2 separate regions of the Homo sapiens genome follow, and region 2 is linked to region 1. Evidence: read pairs that join two places in POLR2A ChIA-PET (ENCODE). Cell type or tissue: Panc1. All regions are shown on one strand. Each heading gives the region's core, and the rest is flanking DNA. Links, peaks and the distances in the headings are about the cores only.

Region 1 (5,100 bases), core at 609-4,608:
TATTTTCAAAAAGCAAAGACTCTAGGAATCTTTTCTAGCTGCCAGTCATAAAAACATAAATTCCTGGTTAGATTCCAAAATTTGCCTGACCATAAGAACCACTTGTGGTACTTGTCAAACACATGTATTCTGAGTCCCATCCGTGATCTTCTGAATCAGAATCAGCAGGTGAGAGGCCTGGGAATACACATTTTAAACAAACGTCCACAGTGATTACGATTAGTCAAGCTTGAAAAAAATGTCACTAGGATCTTTATGACTGAATAACCTCACAAACATAGGAAAGTTACTGGAGAAAAATATGAGCAGAATTTCAGAATTCTGCCCTTGCTGAAAGTGTTTGTTCCCTCCTCCTCTACTCATCAAGACCTGACTGTTTATGTAACTCCCCCAAACCATCAACACCTGGGAGGAGTTGAAAATGATTTTAATGAGGAAGAAAAGCTGATGTTTAATTTCAAAACTGACTGTGACAATAGAAGGGAGAGACATGAATTTATCTTGATTCTAACACAAAGCATTGTATTTGAGTCTACAAATGAAATTGGTTTCATTTTTATTTTTTGTAAGTTTTTGCCAAACTCTATGCATATATAGAGGCTGCGCAAGAAAGAAAGAAATCCAGAAATATGGCATAAGCCATCCCTTATTTATTTCCCCATGCGACCAGCCAACAGCTTCTTCACCTAGTCCCTGCTTCAAGCTGACTTTCTGTCTACTTCTCTATCGGAAATGGAGCTTCCCTAAAGACTGCCTCAATGTCAGTTACCCACCGGCCTTTTTTCCATCTTGTGCTCCTAAACTTCTATGATATTAAATGATATTACCCTTTCTAGAAATTCTCCTTAGCTTTGATTTTATACTTTTACTCTAACTCTGTTTCACTCCTTCTTTTATAGCCTTTCTTTTCTCTATCCCTTTACTGCAGACATGTTGTACGGCTTTGTTCTTGACCTTCTGATCTCTCCATATTCATTCCCTCAGAGCAAGTATCCATTTTCTTGGTGTCGGCCTTCCTGACTATCTGATTATTACCATCATATAACGATGTTGGTGATGAGCATAGCTAACATATCCTAGGCATTTTCCATGTAGGTTATAATAAGCACCCTATATAATTCTTACCATTTAATTCTTCCACCCTAAATGGTACTATTACTAACCACATTGTATGAGGTGAGGAAACTGAGATTTTCATCAAAACCGCGGAAAGCAAACGTGAGGAGCCCCTGTGTGTCTCCTTTGTTAATGCCTCTGGACATCATGGCATGTGGATTGCCCTGGAATGGGGATTAGGAAGTGCAGCACTGTGATAACACCAGTAAATATGTTATGATAGCGGGTAAGGCCGCTCATCTCTGCACATTGAGATGGTTTTGTTTCTGAGTCAGGTTTGAGATGAGCCAATCCTGACTCCATGGTACCACCAGGGATCACGAATTTAATAAGATCTTCGTGGATGCTTGGAACCCAACTGGTCTCTGTTTTCTACTTTAGGGAAAGAGCCACAGCTTGAGTGGAGTGGGGTGGTTTTGGTGTCACATACGCGATCAATAATACCCACCGTTTTGGTGTCACATACGCGATGAATAATACCCACCGCTGCAGAGGAATCACCGTGGACTACTCCTCGTTTCATCCCATGCTCTTGCGATGGATCCCTCTCACCTGTTTACTGATTTCATTCAAATTCTTCAGCGAAAACAGGACCCCGACTTGCCTTCTCTATCCTGGTTCCCATCACTCTGCTTTACAGGCCTGGCCTGCTTGCGGCTCCCTCCACGCCTCCGCCCTGTTTCCTCCATCAGACAGGACTAGCTTCCTCTATCTCTATCGGGCAAAAGCCTGCCCAGCGTTCAAGACCCTCCACAGATGCCGCCTCCACGATTAGCCTTCTTCCTGACCCCTGAGCTTGTAACACGCGCCACCATAACTCTCCACCTCAGCCCACATTCCCACAGCACTCGCGACGTCCGCGGCCCTCAACATGGTGCTTCATTCTATTTTAGGGTATTTCCTGCTTGTTGCCTACACACACAGTCGCACGAGGCACAGCCCCGAGTGACCCGCGCACGAGTGGCCCGCGCTTCCAGCCGCGCCGCCGCAGGCCAACGAAGGCAGCCTAAGCCGCTTCCCGCCCCCGCGGGGACCGTCGCCAGCCCGCAGCTCTAGCGGTAGGCCGTTTCACAGCGCGCCCGGCAGCCCCGCCACCGCCAGTACCGGCGCCTCGGGCGGACTTTACTCCCCTCGGGGAGGCACGAATCCTCAGGGGCTCCTCGAGAGGGAGCCAGGGAGCAGCTGCCTGCGGCACCTTTCGGCCCTCTGAGGCCGCCGTAGCTCCCCAGCAGAAACTCGGAAGTGGAAATCTCAGCCATTCAGCGTTTGGGTCAAGATGAAGGCGGGTTCTGGACAGACGTACCCAGTCAGGGAATGTTTACTTTGCCTCCACTTCTGTTCCTCCCCGCCCTGGTGCTGCTCCGGGTCACATACTCGTCCTGAGCCGGCTTCAGCCTCTCCGCGCAGAAGTCTCCCGGAGCCGACTTCTGAGAGTCGAGTACTCCTATGTGAAGACTACCAAGCTCGTGTTCAAGGGAACCAAGGCGAAGAGGTGGGTCCTGCAGCTCTGGCGGGAGCCTTCTCAGTTCTTTTCGGACGCACTCCACCCCCGCGAATCCGGTGGAAGTCGTGCCGCGGAGAGCTGGCTTTGTGGCATCCCAGGCTTCGCCCTGGCGCCTGTCCGGGCTGGATGGAGGCCAGATAGCGGTTCCTGGCGCCTGTGCAGAGAGGGGCAGCCTCCCGCGCGGACGACCCTGGAAACAGGATAGACGGGCGGGTGACCCGTGGCCCCGTACCCACGAGTTTGGGTCCCCTGAGGCATCTCTCCAGGCCTCTGCCTGGTGAGTCTGCGTTAGTCTGATCTTGTAGCTCATGATGATAACTTCCTTTATTAGGGATTATTCTTTTCTCCATTGTCTCTTCCTGGAAAAGTTATTGATTAATTTTTTCTAAGCTAATATGTAGAGTGAAATCAGGATGAATCACACAGTGGTTGAGGTGTATATGGGCTTTGATAGGGATATGGGTTGGAACCTGCACTCTGTCATTTACTAATTTTGTAATTTGTGGCAAATTGATTAATATGTCTGAACTTCCATTTACTCATTAAGAGATCAAATATCTTTGAACCTCCGTTTACACATTTATACTTTCAGACCATTTTTTATACCTTTAGAATACTGTGAGGATTAAATGAGAGAACATATATGCAGTAAATAAATTGAGCCAAATGTCAGGAGGAGGTCGTAGTGGTAATTTATTAGCTCTTTAGGAGAAAAATACCTGTGCACTCATATCCCCGCTTCTTTTTTAACTGGCAGATTTGCCCGAGGTTGACTGTACATACAAATATTGAGCATTTCCTCCTGGTCTCCGTGATAAACAGAGGTTTTGATATTTTTAGGCGAGATGGAAAGAAAGTATCAAGGAGTGAGCTGAAGCCACTGCCCTTGAGAACCCTCTCGAGGAGTCTGGGCTCATGAGGATGCCAGAATAAGTGGCAGGTATATCCTGAATGAATGTGAGATTTTTACTCTGTGAATTTCCTGTGAGGAGTGGTGAGTTATCTTCTGAAAACTTTATGATGATAATGCAGACAAGAGTGTCTTAAGATTATCGTAATAATCATAATTAATGCTTGTATAGCACTTTCAGTGTGCCAAGAAATATTTGTAGGCACTTTGCACATTAACTTTTTTCAAGTCGCTCTTGGTTTTTTATTTTTTTATTACGATGTCATTCATAATTATAAAATTCACCCTTTTGTACAGTGGTTTTTAGTATATATTCAAGAGGTTCACCACTGTCTAGTTTCTCAGTGTTTTCGTCATCTCAGAAGGAAATCTCTTCCTACCCATTAGAGCAGTCACATCCCATCCTCCCCCTCTCCTAGTCCTTGGCAACCACTAGTCTGCTATCTATGTGAAATTGCCTATTCTGAATATTTCCTAAGAAATCATGCAACATGTGGCCTTTTGTATCTGGCTTCTTTCACTTATAACATTCTTGAGGTCCATCATTGTTGTAGCACTTGTTCCTTTTTATGGCTGCGTAGTATTCCATTGTATGGATGTAACATTTTGTTCATCCATTCATCAGTTGATGAACATTTAGGTTGTTTCCCCTTTTTGACTATTGTGACTAATGCTAGTGTGAATATTCTTATGTAAGTATTTTTGTGGGAGTAAGTTTTCATTTCCCTTGGGTATACATACTTAGGAGTAAAATTGCTGGGTCATATGGTAACTCTTTAACTTTTTGAGGAACGCCAAACTGTTTCCTGTAGATGCTGCACCATTTTACATTTCCACCAGCAATGTGTGAAGATACATATTACCTCTTAATCCTCACAATAGCCTTAAGAGTTAAGTTATTATCCTAACTTTTTAAGTGGGGAAACTGACTCACAGAGAGATTCAGTACTTTTTCCAAAAATTGCAGAGCTAAGAAGTGACAGAATCAGGATTTAAAATCTGGAAGTGTGGCTCTACAATCTGCTTTGAACTTTAACATAATATGTACAAAGCCTGAAGCAAATTCTCAGCGCTGTATTTAAGAGAGCATAGCAATGTAAGTCTTCCTAAATCAATAATTTATAAATGAAACAGCTTAAAAGACTTCCAAGTTTCAATCTTATGATATTTATTTATCACACAAATCAATATACCTAAACTCATCTATATAAATTATGTCCTGTAGTAAGAAGAAAAAGAACAAAGATAAGAAAAGAAAAAGAGAAGAAGATGAAGAAACCCAGCTTGATATGTTGGTGAGTCAGTTTTCAATGCTTTATTCTGAAAAAAGTTAACATTTCTTGAGATCTCATTGAAAATATTTTCCTAGTTAGAAATTTATGATGTATTCATATTTGTCTTAAAGTGCTTAAATATTACCTACAGTTGCAAATTCCATTTATTCTTTAGCACAGTAGATGCTACTGATGCCTTTACTTCATTATCAGAACAGAGCACAGGAGAGAAGAATTACAACTCTCTGACTTAGTAGGCACCATTAGACTGCTTAATAGCCGGAGATTCTGATACA
Region 2 (5,100 bases), core at 352-4,351, 480 kb before region 1:
AAGGGATCAGTAGCATCTACTGTGCTAAAGAATAAATGGAATTTACAACTGTAGGTAATATTTAAGCACTTTAAGACAAATATGAATACATCATAAATTTCTAACTAGGAAAATATTTTCAATGAGATCTCAAGAAATGTTAACTTTTTTCAGAATAAAGCACTGAAAACTGACTCACCAACATATCACACTGGGTTTCTTCATCTTCTTCTCTTCTTATCTTTCCTCTTTTTCTTCTTACTACAGGACATTATTTATACAGATGAGTTTAGGTATATTGATTTGTGTGATAAATAAATATCGTAAGATTGAAACTTGGAAGTCTTTTAAGCTGTTTCACTTATAAATTATTGATTTAGGAAGACTTACATTGCTATGCCCTCTTAAATACAGTACTGAGAAGTTGCTTCAGGCTTTGTACATATTATGCTAAAGTTCAAAGCAGATTGTAGAGCCGCACTGCCAGATTTTAAATCCTGATTCTGTCACTTCTTAGCTCTGTGATTTTTGTAAAAAGTACTGAATCTCTCTGGGAGTCAGTTTCCCCACTTAATAAATTAGGATAATAACTTAACTCTTAAGGCTATTGTGAGGATTAAGAGGTAATATGTATCTTCACGCATTGCTGGTGGAAATGTAAAGTGGTGCAGCATCTACAGGAAACAGTTTGGGGTTCCTCAAAAAGTTAAAGAGTTACCATATGACCCAGCAATTTTACTCCTAAGTATGTATACCCAAGGGAAATGAAAACATACACCCACAAAAATACTTACATAAGAATATTCACACTAGCATTAGTCACAATAGTCAAAAAGGGGAAACAACCTAAATGTTCATCAACTGATGAATGGATGAACAAAATGTTACATCCATACAATGGAATACTACACAGCCATAAAAAGGAACAAGCGCTACAACAATGATGGACCTCAAGAATGTTATAAGTGAAAGAAGCCAGATACAAAAGGTCACATGTTGCATGATTTCTTAGGAAATATTCAGAATAGGCAATTTCACATAGATAGGAGACTAGTGGTTGCCAAGGACTAGGAGAGAAGGAGGATGGGTTGTGATTGCTTTAATGGGTAGGAAGAGATTTCCTTCTGAGATGATGAAAATGCTGAGCAACTAGACAGTGGTGAACCTCTTGAATATGTACTAAAAACCACTGACTGTACAAAAGGGTGAATTTTATAATTATGAATTACATCGCTATAAAAAAATAAAAACCCAAGAGCGATTTGAAAAAAGTTAATGTGCAAAGTGCCTACAACAATTTCCTGGCGCATTGAAAGTGCTATATAAGCATTAATTATGATTATTACGATAATCTTAAGACACTCTTGTCTCCATTTTCATCATAAAGTTTTCAGAAGATAACTCACCACTCCTCACAGGAAATTCACAGAGTAAAAATCTCACATTCATTCAGGATATACCTGCCATTTATTCTGGCATCTTCATGAGGCCAGACTCCTCGAGAGGGTTCTCAAGGGCAGTGGCTTCAGCTCACTCCTTGACACTTTCTTTCCATCTCGCCTAACAATATCAAAACCTCTGTTTATCACGGAGACCAGAAGGAAATGCTCAATATTTGTATGTACAGTCAACCTCAGGCAAATCTGCCAGTTAAAAAAGAAGCGGGGATATGAATGCACAGGTATTTTTCTCCTAAAGAGCTAATAAATTACCACTACGACCTCCTCCTCACATTTGGCTCAATTTATTTACTGCATATACGTTCTCTAATTTAATCCTCACAGTCTTCTAAAGGTATAAAAAATGGTCTGAAAGTATAAATGTGTAAACGGAGGTTTAAAGATACTTGATCTCTTAATGAGTAAATGGAAGTTCAGACATATTAACCAATTTGCCACAAATTACAAAATTAGTAAATGACGGAGTGCAGGTTCCAGCCCATATCCCTATCAAAGCCTATATACACCTCAACCACTGTGTGATTCATCCTGGTTTCACTCTACATACTAGCTTAGAAAAAAATAATCAATAATTTTTCCAGGAAGAGACAATGGAGAAAAGAATAATCCCTAGTAAAGGAAGTTATTATCATGAACTACAAGATCAGACAAACGCAGACCCACCAGGCAGAGGCCGGGAGAGATGCCTCAGCGGACCCAAACTCATGGGTACGGGGCTACGGGTCACCCGCCCATCTATCCTGTTTCCAGTGTCGTCCACGCGGGAGGCTGCCCCTCTCTGCACAGGCGCCACGAACCGCGGCCCGGCCTCTGTCCAGCCCAGACAGGGTCAGGGCGAAACCTGGGAGGCCACGAAGCCGGCTCTCCGCACCACGGCTTCCACCGGATTCGCGGGCGTGGAGTGAATCCGAAAAGAACTGAGGAGGCTCCCGCTGGAGCTGCAGGACCCAGCTCTTCGCCTTGGTTCCCTTGAGCACAAGCTTGGTAGACTTCACAAAAGAGTACTCGGCCATGGCTCCGGGAGACTTCTACGTGGAGAGGCTGAAGCCAGCTCAGGACGAGTATGTGACCTGGAGCGGCACCAGGGCGGGGAGGAAAAGAAGTGGAGGCGAAGTAAACACTCCCTGACAGCGTCCGTCTATCCAAAACCCGCCTTCGTCTTCACCCAAACGCTGAGTGGCTGAGATTTCCACTTCCGGGTTTCTGCCAAGGAGCTACAGCGGCCGCAGAGGGCCGAAAGGTGTCCGCACGCATCTGCTCCCTGGCTCCCTCTCAAGGAGCCCCTGAGGATTTGTGCATCCCAGAGGTGGGGAAAGCCCGCCTGAGGCACTGGTGCTGACGGTGGCGGGACTGCTGGGCTCGCTGTGGAACCGCCTCCCGCTAGAGCTGCGGGCTGGCGACGGTCCCCGCGGAGGCGGGAAGCGGCTCAGGTTGCCCTCGCCGGCCTGTGGCGGCGAGTCTGGAAGCGCGGGTCACTCGGGGCTGTGCCTCACGCGACTGTGTGTGCAGGAAACAAGCAGGAAATACCCTAAAATAGAATGAAGCTCCATGTTTAGGGCCGCGGATGTCGCGAGTGCTGTGGGAATGTGGGCTAAGGTGGAGAGTTATGGTGGCGCGTGTTACAGGCTCAGGGGTCAGGAAGAAGCCTAATCGTGGAGGCGGCATCTGAGGAGGGTCTTGAACGCTGGGCAGGCTTTTGCCCCATAGAGATGGAGGAAGCTAGTCCTGTCTGCTGGAGGAAACAGGGCAGAGGCAAGAAGGGAGACGTGCAGCGCTGGTGTGAGGAGCCACGAGCAGGCCAGGCCTGTAAAGCAGAGTGATGGGAACCAAGATAGAGAAGGCAAATCGGGGTCCTGTGGTCGCTGAATAATTTGAATGAAATCAGTAAACAGGTGACAGGGATCCATCGCAAGAGCATGGGATGAAACGAGGAGTAGTCCACGGTGATTCCTCCGCAGCGGTGGGTATTAATAATCGCGTATGTGACACCAAAACGGTGGGTATTATTGATAGCGTATGTGACACCAAAACCACCCCACTCAAGTTGTGGCTCTTTCCCTAAAGTAGAAAACAGAAACCAGTTGGGTTCCAAGCATCCATGAAGATCTTACTAAATTCCTGATCCCTGATGGCACCATGGAGTCAGGATTGACTCATCTCAAACCTGACTCAGAAACAAAACCATCTCAATGTGCAGAGATGAGCGTCCTTACCTGCTATCATATTTTCTGGTGTTTTCACAGTGCTGCGCTTCCTAATCCCCATTCCACCGCAATCCACATGCCATGATGCTCAGAGGCATTAACAAAGGAGACACACAGGGGCTCCTCACGTTGGCTTTCCATGGTTTTGATGAAAATCTCAGTTTCCTCATCTCATACAATGTGGTTAGTAATAGTATCATTTAGGGTTGAAGAATTAAATGGTACGAATTATATAGGGTGCTTATTATAACCTACATGGAAAATGCCTAGGATATGTTAGCTATGCTCATCACCAACATCGTTATATGGTGGTAATAATCAGATAGTTAGGAAGCGCGACGCGAAGAAAATGGATACATCCTGTTGGGAATGAACGTAGAGAGATCAGAAGGTCAAGAACAAAGCCATACAACATGTCTGCAGTAAAGGGATAGAGAAAAGAAAGGCTATAAAAGAAGGAATGAAACAAAGTTAGAGTAAAATTATAAAATCAAAGTTAAGGACAATTTCCAGAAAGGGTAATATCATTTAATATCATAGAAGTTTAGGAGCACAAGATGGAAAAATGGCCTGTGGGTAACCGACATTGAGGTAGTCTTTAGGGAAGCTCCATTTCCGATAGAGAAGTAGACAGAAAGTCAGCTTGAAGCAGGGACTAGGTGAAGAAGCTGTTGGCTGGTCTCATGGGGAAATAAATAAGGGATCACATATGCCATATTTCTGGGTTTCTTTCTTTCTTGCCCAGCCTCTATATATGCCTAGAGTTTGGTGAAAACTTACAAAAAATAAAAATGAAACCAATTTAGTTTGTAGACTCAAATACAATGCTTTGTGTTAGAATCAAGATAAATTAATGCCTCTTCCTTCTATTGTCACCATCAATTTTGAAATTAAACATCAGCTTTTCTTCTTCATTAAAATCATTTTCAACTCCTTCCAGGTGTTGGTGGTTTGGGGGAGTTACATAAGCAGTCAAGTCTTGATGAGTAGAGGCGGAGGGAACAAACACTTTCAGCAAAGGGAGAATTCTGAAATTCTGCTCATATTTTTCCCCAGTAACTTTCCTATGTTTGTGAGGATATTCAGTCATAAAGATCCTAGTGAAATTTTTTTCAAGCTTGCCTAATCGTAATCACTGTGGACGTTTGTTTAAAATGTGTATTCCCAGGCCTCTCACCTGCTGATTCTGATTCAGGAGATCACGGATGGGACTCAGAATACATGTGTTTGAGAAGTACCACAAGTGGTTCTTATGGTCAGGCAAATTTGGGAATGTAACCAGGAATTTATGTTTTTATGACTGGCAGCTAGAAAAGATTCCTAGAGTCTTTGCTTTTTGAAAATGAAATATTTCTTTTTTAAAAGGAAAATTGTATGACTAGATACAACATTTATACATGTGGCACATGCACTATACTGTGTGCTTTTGTCATATTTACAGTTAAAGATGTGTAAGA

Evidence for each region. ChIA-PET counts read pairs that join two places held together with the same protein. Peaks named below come from ENCODE experiments on the same cell type or tissue, not always from the same donor. Only the 100,000 strongest peaks of a DNase experiment are listed, where the experiment ranks them.
Region 2: POLR2A ChIA-PET joins it to region 1 with 11 read pairs; 1 of 35 experiments calls an interaction of 5 or more read pairs at or near these places.

Annotation. Positions count from the first base shown.
Region 1 is chr20:28,600,117-28,605,216 of GRCh38, reverse strand. It overlaps the pseudogene FRG1CP. Among named protein-coding and RNA genes, the nearest start is that of FAM242B, 950 kb to the left of the region's middle. RefSeq lists a silencer at 2,039-2,098 and enhancers at 2,309-2,448, 2,649-2,708. In Panc1, for the core only: a CTCF peak has its summit at 2,273 (motif pointing right); a DNase peak (open chromatin) is centred at 2,366; H3K4me3 peaks cover 2,194 bases; H3K27ac peaks cover 2,432 bases.
Region 2 is chr20:29,077,742-29,082,841 of GRCh38, reverse strand. It overlaps the pseudogene FRG1DP. Among named protein-coding and RNA genes, the nearest start is that of FAM242B, 470 kb to the left of the region's middle. In Panc1, for the core only: a CTCF peak has its summit at 2,717; a DNase peak (open chromatin) is centred at 2,651; H3K4me3 peaks cover 1,352 bases; H3K27ac peaks cover 446 bases.